2 separate regions of the Homo sapiens genome follow, and region 2 is linked to region 1. A link is a loop called in an ENCODE intact Hi-C map of the cell type or tissue named here. Cell type or tissue: HepG2. All regions are shown on one strand. Links, peaks and the distances in the headings refer to the core of each region. The heading gives the core; the rest is flanking DNA. Region 1 holds the start of LINC00517 (long intergenic non-protein coding RNA 517). Region 2 overlaps LOC105370456 (a long non-coding RNA gene).

Region 1 (9,305 bases), core at 900-8,899:
TGGAACATTTTCCTCAGTCTGTAGTCGGGTATTTTTTCAGATTTCAGAAACTTTTCTTTATATGTCTTTAATTATTAATTTAATTATAATTTCTAGTCTATTCATTCAGTTTCATTCTCAAGGCTGCCAATTATTCATAGCTTCATATTCTATTTCCCATATCTATCATCTTATTTCTTATATTTTTTCCTTCATTATATAAAACATTCTGCCCTAACTGTCCCCAGTGTGGATCTTCATTCCGCAATGGAGTTTAATTTCTATGACTTCTTTTCTTAATATTGGCAGTTTTTTTTATCTTTATCAGCTTCCTTTTTAAATACTCTTTTACAGATAACCTTTTTATCTTTTAATAACTCAAAGCAGGTGCATTCTTAATTTCCTTCTTTTACCATGATGAACTTTCACGCATATTTTTTAACAGTACTTTGTAGCAGTGGGTCCCTACTTTTATGTTATATGGAGCTTTTTAAAGGATTTCATTTGGTGTTTTTTTCCTTGTTTATGCATCTTTGAACAAGGAGAAATTTTAACCACATCTGGTGATTGCCAGATAGGAAAAGCAGTCATCCCTTTACTCCTACCCAGTGTCCCTGTCTCAAGCCTTTGACTGAATATGGATGAACATAGCCCCTCTAGATGTTTGTCTGAGAGACTTCATGAGACCTGGTCTTAATGTCAGACCGTTACTAGAAATTGCATTGATCTCTAGATAACGATCCTATACACGTCTTTTTATGTGCACCCAGAGTATTTCTCTAGATAGATAAATAGATAGATCTATAGATAGTTCTGTATATCAATATAGCTATATTAATATTGGTATATCTATAGATCTAGGTAGATAGATATGTGACAGATAGAATCTAGATCTATCTGTGTGTCTGTGCATCTATGTGTAAGTATAAAAAACCTGTATATTGAACAAGCATGATTTATGATGTACTAAAAAGACAACAGTCCCACACTATTCCTTTGGTTTGGTGTTTTGTTTTTTCCTATTTAATGTAAACTTTTAAATTGAAATATAATATACAGAGAAAAGTTTACAAATCTTAAATATGCACCTTGAATTTTTACGTAGTATCCTTGTACCCAACAATAAGATGAAAACTAAAACATTATCAGCACTTCAGCCACCCTCTTTGTGCCTCTTTCCAATAATTTATTGTTCTCAAAAGTAATTACTACTCTGCCTTATATCACCACAGATTAGTTTTACCTATTTTTGAACGTTATATAAATGGAATTATATTTTATGTATCCTTTTGTGTCTAGCTTCCTTTGTTCCAGATTATGTTTTTGAGATCCGTTCATGTTATAAACGGCCAGAAATGTTCATTCTCATTGCTCTATAGTATTTCACTCTATGAATATGTCACAATTTATTTACCTTTCTTCCTGTTGGTATACATTTGGTTTGTGTTCAGTTTGGAGCTATAAACGTGTCTTTTGGCGCATATATACTGAGTTTTAAAGTATGTTTATATACAACTCTGGCAGCTTTTGCCAAACAGTTTTCTAAGCAGTGCATGAAAGCTTCACTTGCTCCAAATCCGAACTTTTAGTATTGTCAATTTTTTAAAATGTATCCATTCTTGTAGGTGTCTAGTGATATTTTCCTGTTTCACGTGCTTATTGGCCTTTTAAATATCCTCTTCTGTGAAGTGTCTGTTCAAGGACTTTCCTATTTTTTATTAGGTTGTTTGTCTTTTTCTCATTGATTTGTAGAAGTTCTTTATATATTATGGGCATTAATCCGTCATCAGATATATGTATTGCAAAATACCTTCTTCTACTCTATGGCTTACCTTTCCATTCTCTTACTAATTACATTTCTACAGCAATAAAGAGCAGTCTCCTCTACCTCATTTATTTCTTTATATAAGTATGGATGCATGAGTTTTTATCTTATTCTATATGGGTTATAATCCATTATTCTCATTATATATTTTGTTGGTTAAAGTCCCTTAGATTTGTCCATTGGGAGATCCTTGTGGCATATCCTTGTCTTTTTCATGCTTCATTTGCTTTTAGTGCCATAAGATGTTTCATGCTTTCTGTATTTTTCCTGCTCTAGACCTGAACACAATGATTTCTCCAAAGAGCCCTGTTCCATTTGTAATGGATAATGGTACTTAGAAACCAAGATCTAGGTCCTTGCTGTGCTCATTGCTACTAGGGAATAATTGGCTCTAGGCCCTCACTAAATACATAGCTAAATAATGTGTGTGTGTGTGTGTGTGTGTGTACTCACACATCTAAATTTATTTCTGTATCTGTCCAACTGTGTGTACACATATATTTAAAATCATAAACTCATATTACTCTCTGATATCTTGGTTTGCAATCACTTTAGCTTCCTCAGATATGCCTGTGACACAGTCCTCCCTGTCTTCCAGCTACAAAGAACACATTTCAAACACCTTGTGCAGTTCCCTTGAACCTCCCTCTCTAGATGCAGGGTTAGAAGGTGACAGCCCCCACCCCCCGCGACCCACCCCAAATGGGAAAGGAACTTATACCTGTCTCACAGTCCAATTCAGAGAAAACTCCTCACTAACTTCTTTGCAAAATCCTCTCTGAGGAGCCCAGAAGCTTGAAACACCTTCTTGGTTCCATTTGCCTTGTAAACCTGCCTCTCACTCTTCCTATCTGGCATACTGGTACTCAAACACTGAGGCACAAAAAGCGCCCCAAGCTAATAGTTTACATGCATTCTATAGATTTTCTCCAGGTTCTGACTAGGGAAAAGGAATAGCTTTCAACACATTAGAAAGTGATCGTGGGGCAGTATGGGGAAGACTTTTCTAAATTCTAGCAGTTAGTTAAGATAGGACACAGCAAAAGGGATGGGTGGTTACCTTTTCCCACTATTTCCTTGTTGGTAATACGTAGATCAAGGTTCCTGATCAACCACATGACAGTTAGAAGCAATTCCCCAAGATGTTGCTAAGTCAAAAAAGTATTTTTACATTTTCCATGACACTATGCCTCTGCAACTCCATGTACTTTTGTGAGTATCTTAATGCAAAGGTTAGAGGGTGAATCAGATGTCACTGGTTGGTCATCACCACACATTAGAAATCTTTGTATGTGTTTTAGATTTTGTAAGGTTGTTTTAAGTTATTTTTAGTAGAATCTTTAATGTGGAAGAGCATTAAAAGAAGATGAAAATACATCAAAAGTATGCATAAATTTTGGTCTGTCCTGGGTAATTTGATCAAACAAAATGTATAGCTGCTCTAATTTCTATAAATGATTTCCTATAACTTTAAAAATTAAAATAATAGCCAGTTGACTCAATACTGCACCAGAATTTTGGGGATAGGTTTCAATGAGTATAGGCAGCTAGTTCTGGATGGAGTGTTTGGGACTATCAGGATTTGTAGAATCTCTGCTTGCTGGGACAGCTTACCAACCTTTGGAGGGGATTTTTCTGAGGGTTGTAACTGAAATAGCCCATTTCCATTCGAGCGCTAAGTAGGGTGGCAAACAAGCTTACCAGTAATAATCACAAAGACCAATAGTGATAGAAAAAAGTAAGTCTAATCTTCATCTCTCTTTAATAGACTGAGTTACTAAAGAATGAGTTTGAACTCCAATAAGTCTGATCTTCATCTCTCTTTAATAGACTGAGTTACTAAAGAGTGAGTTCAAACTCCAATAAGTCTGATCTTCATCTCTCTTTAATAGACTGAGTTACTAAAGAGTGAGTTCAAACTCCAATCTCCTTAATTTTTACCTTGATAGACTTTCTGTTCTCCCCTTTCAGTATTGTCGGTACCACATTATTTTTATCACCAATATGATGGATAAAGGGAACACTTTTCCTGACTTGAATACAGACAGGGTATATATCATGTTTCTAACTGTGTTCTTACTTGTGCAGAAGAGCAGGGCTAAAAAGCTAGAAGCCCAAAAGAGAGTTGCTAACACTTTGATGACCTGTTTACTTTCTCATGTCATCAATTATCATGGACAGTAAATCAATTGTTCTGATTGGTTTCCTACAGCACGGCATAGAATGCATTTCTTTATATATTTAGATACTGTCATTGATCATTACTCTTTAATTAGTATTGTATGGCCAGTCTCCAGCACCCAGTAAATTAGCAATGCTTCGAAAGTCAACTAGAATTCAATCTTCCTCTGTCTGTTGTTTTAAATTATTAATTCACTTACTTAACTAACATCACTAACATTTACTAACCTTTAAGCACTGTTCTAGGCTTTGTGGTCATTACATCATAATCATTCATCATCACTTTCATGATAAAATAGGAACGAATATTGTTTGAGCTAGTGTTTTACTAAATGCTGCATAAAAAGCACAATAAAATGGCATAGAGATCTACACTGGGAGGCTGAGGCTGGTGAAATGCTTAAGCCCAGGAGTTCTAGACCAGCCTGGGCAACATAATGAAACCCCATCTCTACCAACAAAATAAAAATAAAAAAAAATAAGTTGCCAGGTGTGGTGGCGCACACCTGTAGTCCCAGCTACTTGGGAGCCTGAGGCACGAGAATCACTTGAACCTGGCAGGTGGAGATTGCAGTGAGCTGAGATCACGCCACTGCACTCCAACCTGGGGGACAGAGTACGACCCTGCCTCAAAAAAAAAAAAAAAAAAAAAAGGTAAAGAAAAGGCATACAGACCTAAAAGTAGGGATAAGTGCTTCCATTTGAAAATACTAAGAAAGTTTTCATAGAGGACTAAGAGAACTTAGTATCCAAGCTTCTTTGTAAAAGTAAGTAGGTTTTAAACAGATAACATTGGAGGGTGAAGGAAGAATATTCCTAATAAATGAGATAGCATGGAAAAGTATACAAATATCCAAACAGTGACAAACAGCACAATATGACTAAGGTGTGTGGTGTACTTAAAGACAGATTTCTTCTTTATCAAAAGAAACAGTTTCGGAAATGTAGATTTGAAATAAGTCAGAGATTGCTCAGAATGACAACCTAAAAGACTTGGATTTTCCTTAGCAATCTTTCCAGTAAATAAAATAAACTTCGACATTTTATTTACTTAAAAAATTCCAACTGAAGATTTGCCAGTTTTTTCTGTCTGAATTTCTTATCTAAAGCAAAAAATTCAAAATCTACATATTTAATGTGTTACAGTATCAATCAGGTGATTTTTAAAAATAAATTGAAATTATTTTACTTTATTGCTTACATTATGTGTTAGACAGCGACACCTCATGGTAAAATATTATTTTACAGCCAAGTGTATGATCGAGGAAGAACACAGACGAAAGCCCGCGAATGGCGTCAGAAGAGTTTTCTCAGCATAGAGATTGCCCAGGATTATAGCAAGGGGTGTGATGGACTTAGCTAAGGGCAGTAAAAGAGATGGCAGGAGATTGGGAGGGACCCAACATTTCCTGAGGGAATTACTAAGTTCCAACACAGCATCAGTATTCGGAACTCTCCATGCCCATGTTCCCTGCATCTGCCAGACAATGACAAGCTCAAAATATTTCTAAGAGTAGCGTAAGAGTGAAAAATGCACATCTAGAATTTGGTTCCTGCAGGTCCCTGGGTATTAATGCATGCATACCAACAAGATAAACTCCAAATGTCTAAATGTTTGGACACCACCCATAAATGATGAAAATTTATAAGAACTGTCTTACATATATTCTTGAAGTCTTTCAAAAAACAGAGGTAATATGGCACAGTGTTATAAAAACACTTTCATTCCCATGAGGCTACTGTTCTGGTCACCACCAGTTCAAAGGCCACTGCATCATCTGTCTACAGATGGTCGTGGCTTTGTGCTAGAGGTATCTTCTCTTTTGATTACATCTTGAGAATAGAGTAGGTAATAATCCGGGCTAGGATAGTGGGGACAAACTGATTCTATTGACAAGGTTGAGTCTCTCTCATGCTCACACAACAACTCCAATAATGTTCAAAGCATACATTCTCTTGCCCACCAACCATCTACAATTGGCAAACTCAGAAAGAAAATGTTCAGTTGTTTCAATGAAAAGGGAACTTATTTCTCATTTAGGCTCTAGCTGTGTTTAATATGAAGACCTGTCTTCACTCTACATGACTGGAACTCCAACCTTTAGTGCAATGTATCTTGGACTTGAGGAGAAAACATGAAAGTCAATGCAAAACATCTCTGTCATTTAGTCTTCCACTCACATTTTCAAGTACTACTAGTACTAATAACCCTGTTTGCTTACATGATTCTAACTGGGTACATTTCACTTCAACTTTTAGCTCAGCATTGTAATTTTAGCTCTTCTTCGTGGATCAGACCACATAACAACTCCGAATCATGTTTTTATTATGACAAAAGTTTGTGGATAAAATTCACTTTGCTAAATGACATTAATTTAACACGATGTATTGAATATCTGCTATGTGCCCATTACAGAACTAGGTTCAAGGCAAAGGCCAACAGAAAATAAGCATACTTAGTTTCCAACATCAAATGTGTGTTTTTCCTCTACATTTGCATCCAAAGAAAATACTCTTATGCACATCAGGTTTAATCTCTTAGCTTGACTTACGCTAAATTTATATTATATAGAGACTAAAATATGCTTTCAAAATTTTCAATTTCTATTCTTGTCTGTTTTGTAATCTCCCAAGAACATCTGGAAGCTGGGGAAAACATCAGAGCAAGTGAAGAATGTTCAAATATACAGGGACCATCCAGAGACATGTGGCCTGCACGTTGATGAGCAATGTGAACTGAATTACTGTTGTATCTGGAGGAATTCCATAAAAGAGAGTAATCAGTCTATTTGGATCCCAACTGCCTTTTCCTGTCCCCAAAGGGCGGGAACTAGTGTGGGTGGAAAAACCCAATGCATCCCAAGGCAGTCCTGCCTTCTAAAGCGCCCGCCAGGACAGGCTCCTGGTGGGTTGTAAGGAGAACGGCAGGAAGAAGTGCTCCCAGGAAGCTGCCTAGCCACCGCCACCACCACAGGGTTCCATCCAACTGGTAGGAAACATGCCCTCTTGGCAAGACATATCCTAAAGAGACTGATTCTCCTTCTGTCTCTCCTGTTTTCTCCACTTCTAGCAGAACAATGTTCCCAGTGAGAATCATGAAAAGATAGTGATGTCTTTTTCTCCATAAGTTTGTTTATTTCCTTTAGCATGAATCCAAGCCCAGTTTAATTCTCTAAAACCACAGCTGGTCAACATCCCTCATAAAATTAAATAATAAACAGCTATATGAAGTGCATACTGCATGACTGTCACACATCTACAAGAACTTTTCAAACTTTCTTGGCCACTTTGTGGTGTGTGAAATATCTATAAGCAACAGATAGTGTAATATTTTCTGAACTCAATCTGAAGTTTTCTGTTATTTGATTGATGATTTTAGACCATTCATATCTTACATGAAAAGAGATGCACATGCCTTGCCATTTCATCTGATTTTAGGTTTACTATTCCTTATTCTTTATTGTTATTTCCTCTTTTCTATTTTCTTACGTTGGCTGACTTGGTCACATTTTTTTCATTCCCTTGCCTTCATCACCCCTCCACCTCCATCTCTACCTCCACTAATTGGAAACTTAAGCTGTGTTTATTAATCTTGCTGATAATTGGATCTGTATTGCTCTATTAATGTGTCTAAATTAAAATAATATAATTATGCCCTGCCACCTGAATATTTTGCTTTATCACTCCCTTCCCTGCCATGCTCCCTTCTAAGCCCACAGTTTTGCTGAACTAGGAATTGTCCTGAGAACTTTCTTCCACAATGGCTCAGCAGATCTCCATTTTAAACCGGCAGTCTGCAAACTCAGCCCTGAGGACACAGCCAGCCCGCTTCCAGGCATCTCCTGCGAGCTGCTCCCAGGAAAGAACAGCAAAGCAACCTGGTCCAGTGTAGACATGCTGTTCAAATCATCTGTGGTTGAATGACTATTTTTTTAATTTAATCTTTTGCAGACATTTTTGGTAAAACATTATATAAATGAATTACTAGAAAAAAAGAAATACAAAAGTAAAAACATATGAAATATAAGCCCCAATCTTTTGTTATTAGATTCAATACACATAGAAATAAATTTTAATACATACAATCAAAACAAACAGCATGGGATAAAATAAAAGAATCCCAAAACCATATGAATGATTCATTGAAAGTATGTTTACAGATTAATATAGAAAATGCTTATTATACTAGCCGCTTTTACTCATTGTGCAATGAAAACAAAAAGTTATGAAAGAAATAATGGTCTCTGTGGTAAGTACTGTGTAGATACTTTGTACAAACACTATACATATCAACATTTAAGGTTTCTAATGTTACAAAGGAACTTGTTTCTTGCTTATTAACTTATCTAAATCAAATTGAATTGGCAACAATACTGCTTACAGGGCATGACAGGTATCTAGTTTCTATGTTTTCTTTTAATAAAACTGATAGTAGAGAAACAAGTCTTAACCAGAGGTATGTTGGCAAGGACAGAATAAGATATTTTAAAGGCATCTGAGCAAGATCAGAATATTCATTGTCAACTTTTATCTAAAATGAAGCAAGTGACACTACATTTGCAAAACTTAACTTCTATCCTTGTTAATCTTTTGTCCTTATTCAATAAAAGAATCCTTATTCTTTTATCCTTATCAGTAGCAACTCACAACAATTTATCCTGTAAAGTTGTAGTTAAATTTGTGTTATTTTAATGAAAGCAGTGGATTTTGGATTTTATACACTTTTAGATTTGAGTTTACCAATTAATTTTAAAATATCACCTGCTGTAAATAACTTGGTTCTACTGTGCCTGCCGAATTCCAAACCCTGAATTGGTCTAGATACTCTTCAGGGAGACAAGTCACCTGACCACATGCTTGGATGTCATGGCAATGACAAAAAAAAATTCTGTAAGTTTCTAAATGCCTACTCTCAACCTCAATACAAACAGTTCACAGACCACTATTGGTCCACAGATCGGACTTCAAATAATAGTGACCTAGAAGGCATTGCTGGAGGCTGGAAGGAAACTCTGGTTTTCCTCCTTTGAGGGTTAGAGTGAGACTGGAAAGATTGTCACCACCTGGGGAGCTTTGGTAAAAGATAAATCCCAGGGGCTCTTACCTGTGTTTTCCCTGCTGGAAGCTTTTCACTGGTGAATCCATCTGTCTGTGGTGACTTCTACATACACATTCTAGAGCAGCACTGTCCAACAGAACATTCTGTGATGGTGGGAATGAGCTAGACCTGTGCAATCCAATTCGATAGCCACTTGCCACGAATGGCTACCGGGCACTTGAAATGTGGCTAGTGCAACTGAGGAACTGGAATTTTTATTTT
Region 2 (9,305 bases), core at 384-8,383, 110 kb before region 1:
TTATTGTACAGAGATTTATAATTTATAGATTTCTCTAGCATAAATTAATCCATTTAATTTTCACAAGAATTCTATGAATTTGGCAAGCAGATACAGTATAACCATCCACATTTTAGAGACAAGAAAACAAGGACTGGCTCTTTAAAAAAAAAAAAAAAAAAAAAAAAGTAGAGTTTTCATACCGAAAGAGAGCTTGCTGTTGTTTTTGTTTGAAGCCCATATTATCTAATTTTGTACAGTTTATGTGTGACTTTTCCAGGTTCGTTTGTGGTCTAAGAGTCTAAAATTCAAGACTACAGTTCTTCTAGAACACTGTTTTAATTGATTCCTTACTCACTTACAATCAAAAATCTTCTTGTGACTGTCCACATTTTGATTGCACTAAAACTGTGCCAAAATAAATATATTTGAAATAATTGATAATTTATGGAACCCTTAAAAACCTTCTTAACACAAAAATTTTATGTGGTAAGGTAGGTAACATTTTTCTATGCTGCAAATTAAGAAATCATGAAATATTTAAATAATTTGTCCCAAATCAAACATCTTTCTCTACAATTAGAAACACCAAAAATTGTTAAATTTGTGTGAAAACTCGAGAGGTTTAAGATAGCGCTTTATAAATCATATTGGAAAACAACACTATTATGTGAAATTCCTCACAGCAAAAATATGTTATAAAATGTCTTAGCGATTTTTTTCACTTCACTAATGAAGAGGTAAGTTGTAATCATCTAAAGCAAATAGTGATACTAAAATCACAGATAGATATTTAAGCAAGAGATAACACATACTCTTAGTCAAAGACACAGGAAATATTACATAAACATTCAACAAAAACATTCATAAGAAAAGAAAATTGGCATTATATCATTGAGAATTACATTCATTCATTCTACAAATAAAATATTCTTAAATTCCTATTGCTTCTATAATTCTCATTTTAGTTTATTTTCAATTATATAACATGGGCATTTTAAAATTTGTGATGATATAGAGGGATATTAAATATAAATAAATGTTTCTCCCTCTTTCCTTTCTTCATTCTCCCTCCTTTCTTCATTCTCCCTCTCCCCAGTCCTACTTCCTAATTTCATTCACCAGAGGTAATCATTATTAAATTTTTGTGTGTGTATATGCTTTCAGAAGTTTGATGCATATGCATATGCTTTGTTTTTAGGCAAACGGAATCTGAAAATACTTACATACACACTGTTTTGAATCATTTTTTCTTGATATCGATATCTTTTTATGTTGTTATATACCAACCTTTTACATTCTTTTAATTGTAACAGAGTGTTCCATTGAATATATGTGCAACCATTTATATTGCTGGTTGTCAGATTTTTTTTCTGTAAAGAATCATATGGCAAATATTTCAGGCTTTGTGAAATATTTGGTCTCTGTCACAACTATTCAACTCTGCCATTGATAATACATAACTGATGGGTATGGCTGTACTCTGATAAAACTTGACAAAAACAGGCTATAGGCGGGATTTGGCCCACAAAACATAGTTTATTGACCCCTGATCTAAATAATTAGTGACCTATAATATCTAAATAATAGTCACAGTATAAACAAGTTATTTTCTGTTTGTTGCTATTAAAAATAGTGCTGCTATGGGACTCTTTAATGTATTTGCATTTGCTCGATTAAGTTAAAATGAATACACCACAGAGTATTTAAAATATTGCTTTATGTGTGAAAAAACAATCCTGTATATTCTGGGCTTCTGTCCATCAAGTGCTTGTGTTCTCTCCATGGACAAATAGATATTTTCTGTCTGTGCTGTTTTATTTTTTTATCTGGCCACTTTCCTACCTTACTATTGGCTAAATGAAAAATCCAGAGACTCGAATCTATTATTGTATCTATTTCCTGTTTCCCCTGACTTGTGTTATCCAGGGATTAGTGACAAGAAAGTGTTATCCTTATGGGAGAGGAACTGTCTAACTCAAAGATTATATGTGAAGGGAAAGCTTAATGGAGATTGAATTAAATACCTGGTATTTTTCTTTTCAACTATTTTCTCTTTCATTTTCTTTTTTTTTTTTTTCAGAGATTCTTTGTGGCAAGTTGAGTTTGTATCAGAATAGCTCCAGACAATGGAGAGATTCTAGAATCAGCTTTTAGCCTTTAATTAAAGACCTGAAAGATATTGCTATCAGCCACTTCAAGGTATAGAGAAATTAATACTCTGAACTGCAGGGTATCTGAGAGAACAAGTAATCAGATGCTGTGTTATCACAGAAGATAATGGGCACTATTTCTTGCTCCTCCTTGAGTTAAATGTTTATACAATGTCTGGCAAGACCCTTACAGGTAGAGCTAAACAGCATCTTCTGTTCCAGCTTTTCTACAAACGGTCTCATGATCAGCCCCTGCAGACATATGAATTTTAACTCAGTTTTGCTTCCTTTGTAGTTGAAGTGCTCATTGGGGATGTCATTACTATCTGGAGAACTTGCATTTTCCTTTTTCACTAGGCTTAGCAAAATAAAGTCCTTGTGTCTTTCGTTCCTCATCATCCCAGCAGACTTTTAGGCTGAGATTTTTGAACAAATATATTTGTACTTGAAATTTATTGAATTTGTGGCTGAATGTCTCACCTTTAGAGAGGATCACTCAACACCTGAATAAGACTCCCAAACTAACAAAGGAGCTATAAACCCATGAAGTATTGCTGATAAGGCAGTTGATATTAATCTGGGTCTGAAATCTGGCTTGACGGAAATCCAGTCAGGCTCATTGGATTCTTCCTATGTCATGGTATGCATGATCCTGACTTTTTCATGAGCTAGCTTATCCTAATCAATATTATCTGGCATACTATACTTCATAAAATAAGGTTATATTCCCCTTAATGTTCAAATTAATCCACTTTGAGCTCCTCCCACTTATCCAGAGAATGTCTTACTTTTCTTGCTAGTGTTTCACTCCCTTTTCGTAATAAATCATTGAAGGCCAGTGGTATTTATTCAAACAGGAAAGGCCAGTTCTGGTTATTAGTGACTTACAGAAAAGACACTGGAAAGGTTCATCAACCCCTTGACATGTATCATTCTTAATTGTATTTGCTGATGTTGCTGCCAAAAATCAGAGTCTGGCAGTACTGTAGTGATCCAGGCGTGAGCTGCCATAGAAACCAGGCTTTTTGGTGATAGTTTCTCAGGAGAGAGCAGAAAAAGGCAAATTTTCTCTTCTCAGTGTTACAACTACCTCTGGTCTCCCCACATAAAGCATTATAGGAAACTGGAAAAAGTTTCCCTAAGAGACTGAATCCTTTGTGTTACAACCTTGTAATGACTACCCAAGAGTAGTCTCTCAAATTAATATAACCAAAGAAAGGAGAGTGGGCCATTTACTATAGCCTGAAATATCCTGCTGTCCTTGCACCTCAGGAGACTTTCCTAGCAGTACGTTCAGCTGAAAACATGAATATCCTTGTTCAGAAAACTCACAAAAGGGCTTTTTGATAAGGCCCTATGTTGACACAAAAAATTAGTTTTGGATATGGACTGGAAATATCTATTTTGACAATACATCCTTTCATCTACCACCAACCCTCTCTACACACAAACACACATATATAAATTCACATCTATTATGTGTAACTTTGCTCCATCCAAACAGCCACAAAGAAGCTGACCCTGATACCAACTGGAACTGGCTGCAGATGATGAAACTATCCTCTCTAGCTTGTCCACATAGCCTGCCCACGTCCACAGAGGAGAGGCCCATAACCAGGGTGTTGTCAACAGCACAGCACCTTCAGAACTACAGGGGATACAGGACATTGTCATGAATTGAGGGAAGAGAAAATGTGTAACTACATTAACCCAGGGTAAAAAGATATGATTCTTATCTTCTCCTGTGACACACACATATACACATACACACACACACACACACACACAAGCACACACCCACTCAAACTCTTAACAGACCACCTTATAATGAAAGAAATGCTGAGTTCACCATAGGCTGTGCTTTGAGCTAGCTCTCTAGGACCTTTTGACAGGCTTGTGTTAACAGTTTTGGAATAAAGAACGTGACTTTTCTTCCAGTAAGTTTCACCTCAGGGGCCAGGGAGGGCTACCCCAGTACATATGATTAAGTTTAATAACTTTCAAACTTAAAATTATCAAGGGTTACAGCACCATTCTCCTCCCCCACAGCCCAAAAGCAATTTGACTCCTTGACAAAGTTGCCCGTCTCTTCTTGGGCAACTTTTAAAATGAAGGTGTGTTAGTCTGTTCTTGCATTGCTGTAAAAAAATACACGGGAGCCACCAAAGCTTACAGCTTGCACCCTGTGAAGTGGTGGGCCACGCTGCACATGGGCTTCTTTGAGCCAAGGCTGGAGACAGAGTGGCATAGAGGCAGGGAACAGTGTCCTGAGGCTATGCAGGTCAGCAAGGCCCTGTCTTCACTTCTGGGTTCCCTCAGAATCAGTCTAATCTCACTTTCAGATCACAGCTATTTGAGTATTGTCAGGCAGCTACCAGATGCTTTCCAAAGCTTTCTTTCTCTAGATTGAATATCTCTGATTGTTTCAACTATCACCCATTATGGTAGGATTTTAGTAACTTAATTATCCTTTTCATCTTTACCAAACACACTTTTGGAGAGCACCAGCATGCTGGGTTTCAGGGACCATGCTTTTAGGGTGTTCCATATAGTTGATCATCATAATAATATTAATTATAACAATAAGAAGCTAATATTTAATGTATACCAACTGCATACAAGGATTGCATTGAATGACTGATGTGCTCTTACTCTCTTACTACCTACAATACCCCTGATGCAGTTTGAGTGCTCCAGAAGCTGATGCTAGGACAGAGTTTGGAGAATGTCTGTCAAGAATCAAAACTTGTAAAAGAAAGGGAAATTTGTGAAAGGAAGCACAATTGCCCTGAGAGAGAAATTGAATTGTGGTGTAGGCCTGACAAGGCCTCAGCCAAACCAGCAGGGGGCTCTGAAGCAATTACATTGCCCAACAAAGTTGTCCCATATGGGACCCAAATGACTGATCCTTTATGAAAACCATAAACACACTGCACCATTACTGGATGCAGATTGCCCAAACGTGGGAATGATCTCAGGTAATGTGACTCTGCATCTCAGGCAGACCTTAAGGGCAAATTGATGGAGGCCGTCTGCTGACTATTGTCTTTACAGCTGGGCAGGTCTTTCCTAGAAGAGGGGTCTTGTCAGTACATCTCCATTTCCACCACAAACCTATAAGGCCAATACTTTTATTTTTCCCATTTTACACATAAGGAAACTGAGATATAGACAGATTAAGTAATTTACAAAGATAATACAGCTTGTAACTTAAAAAATGATGAAAATATCTCTTCTGTAGTTAAAATCAAAGTATGTTAGATTAAATGTACTCGAAAACTGAAAATCTACTTCATTCCCCTACACTTCCAGACAACATGCTATATATTAGAGAAACTGCCAAGAACTGTGAAGGTCTGAGACTTTACCTTACTTGCAAGCTAACAAGCCTGCCCCATTTCGTGGATGTTGTAGAAGACATGATACTCTGGGGTCAGAGAAAAGGACTTGATTACTCACAGCACAGTGGGCAGTATGAGCTTCATGTTCACACCAATCTCCCTTCTCCATCACCACCCTCCTCTTAGTTGTATGCAAGTGATATTAAGGCATCCCAGGTGGATACTGCACCCACAGTGGATTTGTGTCACAGCTGAGGAACCTGGAGCTTAGGAAATTCCATCCTTTAAAGGAGATTGCTAGAATACCTCCTAATCATTTGCCTCAAGGGAAATATTTTTATTATCCTAGCCAGAAGAAAGTCTACCTTCTGTTGTAGGGTAAGACACTACATTTTCCAAGGTTGTTTGCTATACAAACATTTTTGAAAATACAGTCCATAATAAAAATTGATGCAATATGTGCAGAAATGCCAAGAAAATTGTCTCCCAAAAGATACAAAGAGAAAAATGACATAATCTCTGCCTTACATCAATCTAGAGAAGGTAATAATAAAATCAAAATGTAACTATAAAACACTATATAGATTTTTATAGGTGGGTAAAAGACCACGAAGCTACAGGAACAGATAGAGGAAGAAACCAATAGCTGGTTAAGGCTAGGGAAGCCTTCATATAGTAGGTGATGTTTGAGTGTTTACTGTTTTCTAGAATTTAATCAGTTCCTAGTAACATTTGAATAAAATAGGAAAGATGATATGGTTTGGCTGTGTCCCCACCCAAATCTCATCTTGAATTCCCACATGTTGTGGGAGGAACCTGGTAGGAGGTAATTAAATCATGGGGGCAAGTCTTTCCCATTCTGTTCTCATGATAGTGAATAAGTCTCTGAGATCTGATTATTTTAAAAAGAGGCATTCCCCTGCACAAGCTCTCTCATTTTTTGCCTGCCATTATCCACATAAGATGTGACTTGCTCCTCCTTGCCTTCCACCATGATTGTGAGGCTTCCCCAGCCACGTAGAACTCTAAGTCCAATTAAACCTCTTTCTTCTGTAAATTGCTCAGTCTCAGGTATGTCTTTATGAGCAGTGTGAAAATGGACTAATACAGAAAGAAAGATAGATAGGATACCTCATGATCATGAAATTCACCAGCATACAAAGGATATAAACTACTTTTGTAGTAAAAATGTGGGTCCTAAAGATTTTAAGCTTTAGGCAGAATGATGGTGACGGAAACATGTGCAAAACGGCCTTAAAAAATCTAATAACCTTTCCTTCATTGCTTTCATAGGAAATAACAGTGCCCAGTAACCAGAATATCTATACATTATATTTGATATTCAAATTAATATATTCGAAACATTATTGCATTTCAGAATATAGATGAATAGTTATAAATATACAGCATGAAATATGCATTTTATCCAATCTGCTGCTTTATCTAGCAGAAGGTCATTAAGGATTATTTGTAAATTTAGAACTGTGTTACATTTGCTCCACTCAATCATGTTTCATAAAAATCTGTGCTTTGTCTTATGTTCTTCTTATATTCTATTCTCCAGAAGAGAGGTGACCCTTAGAGTAACATCTCTGACTCCTTGAGTTTAAACCTTGGACATTTCTGAAAGCTTTGGGTAAAGGTACTGCTGGTTAGACTAGAGAGGGATCAGCTAAATTGATAATATGCAGTGAGATATAAGGAATTAAGGAAAAGAAAGAAAAAAGAGAGAGTAAAATCAGAGTTGAAGTCCAAAATCTTCTCTGCAACATTTTTGAACCCCAACAAACTTCTAATGAAGACAGACTTCTAATATAGAGACTTAAAAATCCTATCTGCACAAAAGTAATTACTCTTTTCTTTTGCACACTGAGGATGAAACAATTCCCTCTCCATATTGCACATACTTTACAAGGTGCATAAAAAGAAAAGCATCTTCATCTGTCTGACAATGGCATCTATTCTATATACCACAAAGCTAGTCCATAGCTTTATCTTTCCATCCTTTCCTTACCTTATGTTCTTCTCATTCCCTTCAATGTCAAAACCTCAACTTTATGGAGAGAACAGAGGCCATTGGGCATGAGCTCAATTCAACTGCAGAAATGTTTATTCATGCCTACCACATGCAGTGCCACACTGAGTGGTGGCAATTCAAAGACACCTAAGACATAGTCTCACCTTTCAAGATGCTTGCCTTTCCATCTTCGCCCTTCCTTCCATCTACGTATTTCTCTCCTCCACATTCTTCTTTTCTCTTTCTTTCAGTATGAGCTTGCCTGAGACTAATCCTTCCAGACAGAACTCTTGATTGCATCCTTCCTTTACTTTTCGTGTTCCTTGCTTATCATTCCACTTAATTTCACCTCTATTATTAACATCTTTTTAGTGGCTCTATCTTCTTAATATATAAATTATACTAAAATTTTTACCCTTAGTTTTTAAAACATGCAGGCATTGATCCCTGTGTAATTACCATATTACCCCCTCTCTCTCTCTTCACAACTGAGCCTCTAGAATTGTCTTTGTTCATTGTCTACTTCTCCACCTCCCATTCACTTCACAAAGCAATTCAGTTTGGGTTCTACATCCACCTTTCATTGGATGTCACTGTCATATGCTCAGTGCCAATCCTCCAGATGCCCTTCGGTTTACACAAAGGACAATTATAGTCTCCCCTCCTGTATTGGGAAATTTTTGCATTGTTGTAAAGAAATACTTAAGGCTGGGAAATTTATAAAGAAAAGAGGTTTAATTGGATTATAGTTCTGCAGGCTTTACAGAAGCATGGTGCTGACATCTGCTCAGTTTCTGGGAAGGCCTCAGGAAGCTTGCAATCATATCAGAAAGCAAAGGGGAAGCAGGCATGTCAGATGGTGAAAGCAAGAGCAAGAGAGAGAGAGTTGTGGGGAGGTGCTGCATACTTTTAAAATCTTGCAAGACCTTACTTTCATGAAGACAGCACCAGAACATGAGGGATCCATCCCCGTGACCAAAAATACCCACAACCCAGCCCACCTTCAGCATTGTGGATCACAATTCAAGATGAGATTTGGGAAGGGACAAATATCCAAACTATATTATTCTACCCCTGGCCCTTCCCAAATTTCATGTCCTTCTCACATTGTAAAATACAGTCTTGCCTTCCCAACAGTCTCCTAAAGTCTTGATTCATTCCAACATTAACTCAAAAGTCCAAAGTCTCATCTGAGACAAGGCAAGGCCCTTCAGAACAAGTTTTTTACTTCAAGGATACAATGGAGATATAGGAATTGAGTAAAAGGGAGAAATTGCCCAAAGGAAAGGGGCTACAGGCCCTATGCAAGTTCAAAACCCAGCAGAGCAGTCATTAAATCTTAAAGCTCCAAAGTAATCTCCTTTAACTCCATGTTCCACATCCGGGGCACACTGATGCTAGGGGTGGGCACCCAAGGCCTTGGGTAGCTCTGTTTTTATGGTTTTGCAGGGTAAAATTTCCAAGGCTGCTCTCACAGGATGTTGAGCGCCTGAGGCTTTTCCAGGAGCAAAGTGCAAGCTCCTGGTGGATCTACCATTCTCAGATCTGAAGGATAGTGGTCCTTTTCTCACCACTCCACTAGGCAGTACCCCACACACAGTGGGAAATCTGTGTAGGGCCTCCAATCCCACATTTCCCCTCTGTCCCATCCTAGTAGAGATTCTTTTTGAGGACTCCACTCCTTCAGTAGGCTCTTGTCTGGGCACCTAGGCTTTCTCATACCCCTCTGAAATGTAGGAAGAGGCTGCCAAGCCTCTTTTACTCTTGCATTTTGTGTGCCTGCAGGCTTAACACAACATGGAAGCTGCCAAGACT

The links. Peaks named below come from ENCODE experiments on the same cell type or tissue, not always from the same donor. Only the 100,000 strongest peaks of a DNase experiment are listed, where the experiment ranks them.
Region 2: a loop joins it to region 1, with 15 times the contacts of the local background. A loop is called at or near these places in 3 of 110 quality-filtered maps.

Annotation. Positions count from the first base shown.
Region 1 is chr14:37,899,685-37,908,989 of GRCh38, reverse strand. It overlaps LINC00517 (long intergenic non-protein coding RNA 517), which reads left to right and starts at 6,866. Exons shown (of 2, transcript NR_135286.1): 1 at 6,866-6,974. In HepG2, for the core only: a CTCF peak has its summit at 5,224; a DNase peak (open chromatin) is centred at 5,209; H3K4me3 peaks cover 282 bases.
Region 2 is chr14:38,012,372-38,021,676 of GRCh38, reverse strand. All of the region lies in intron 3 of LOC105370456 (a long non-coding RNA gene), which reads left to right. Among named protein-coding and RNA genes, the nearest start is that of LINC00517, 110 kb to the right of the region's middle. In HepG2, for the core only: a CTCF peak has its summit at 4,979 (motif pointing right); a DNase peak (open chromatin) is centred at 4,976.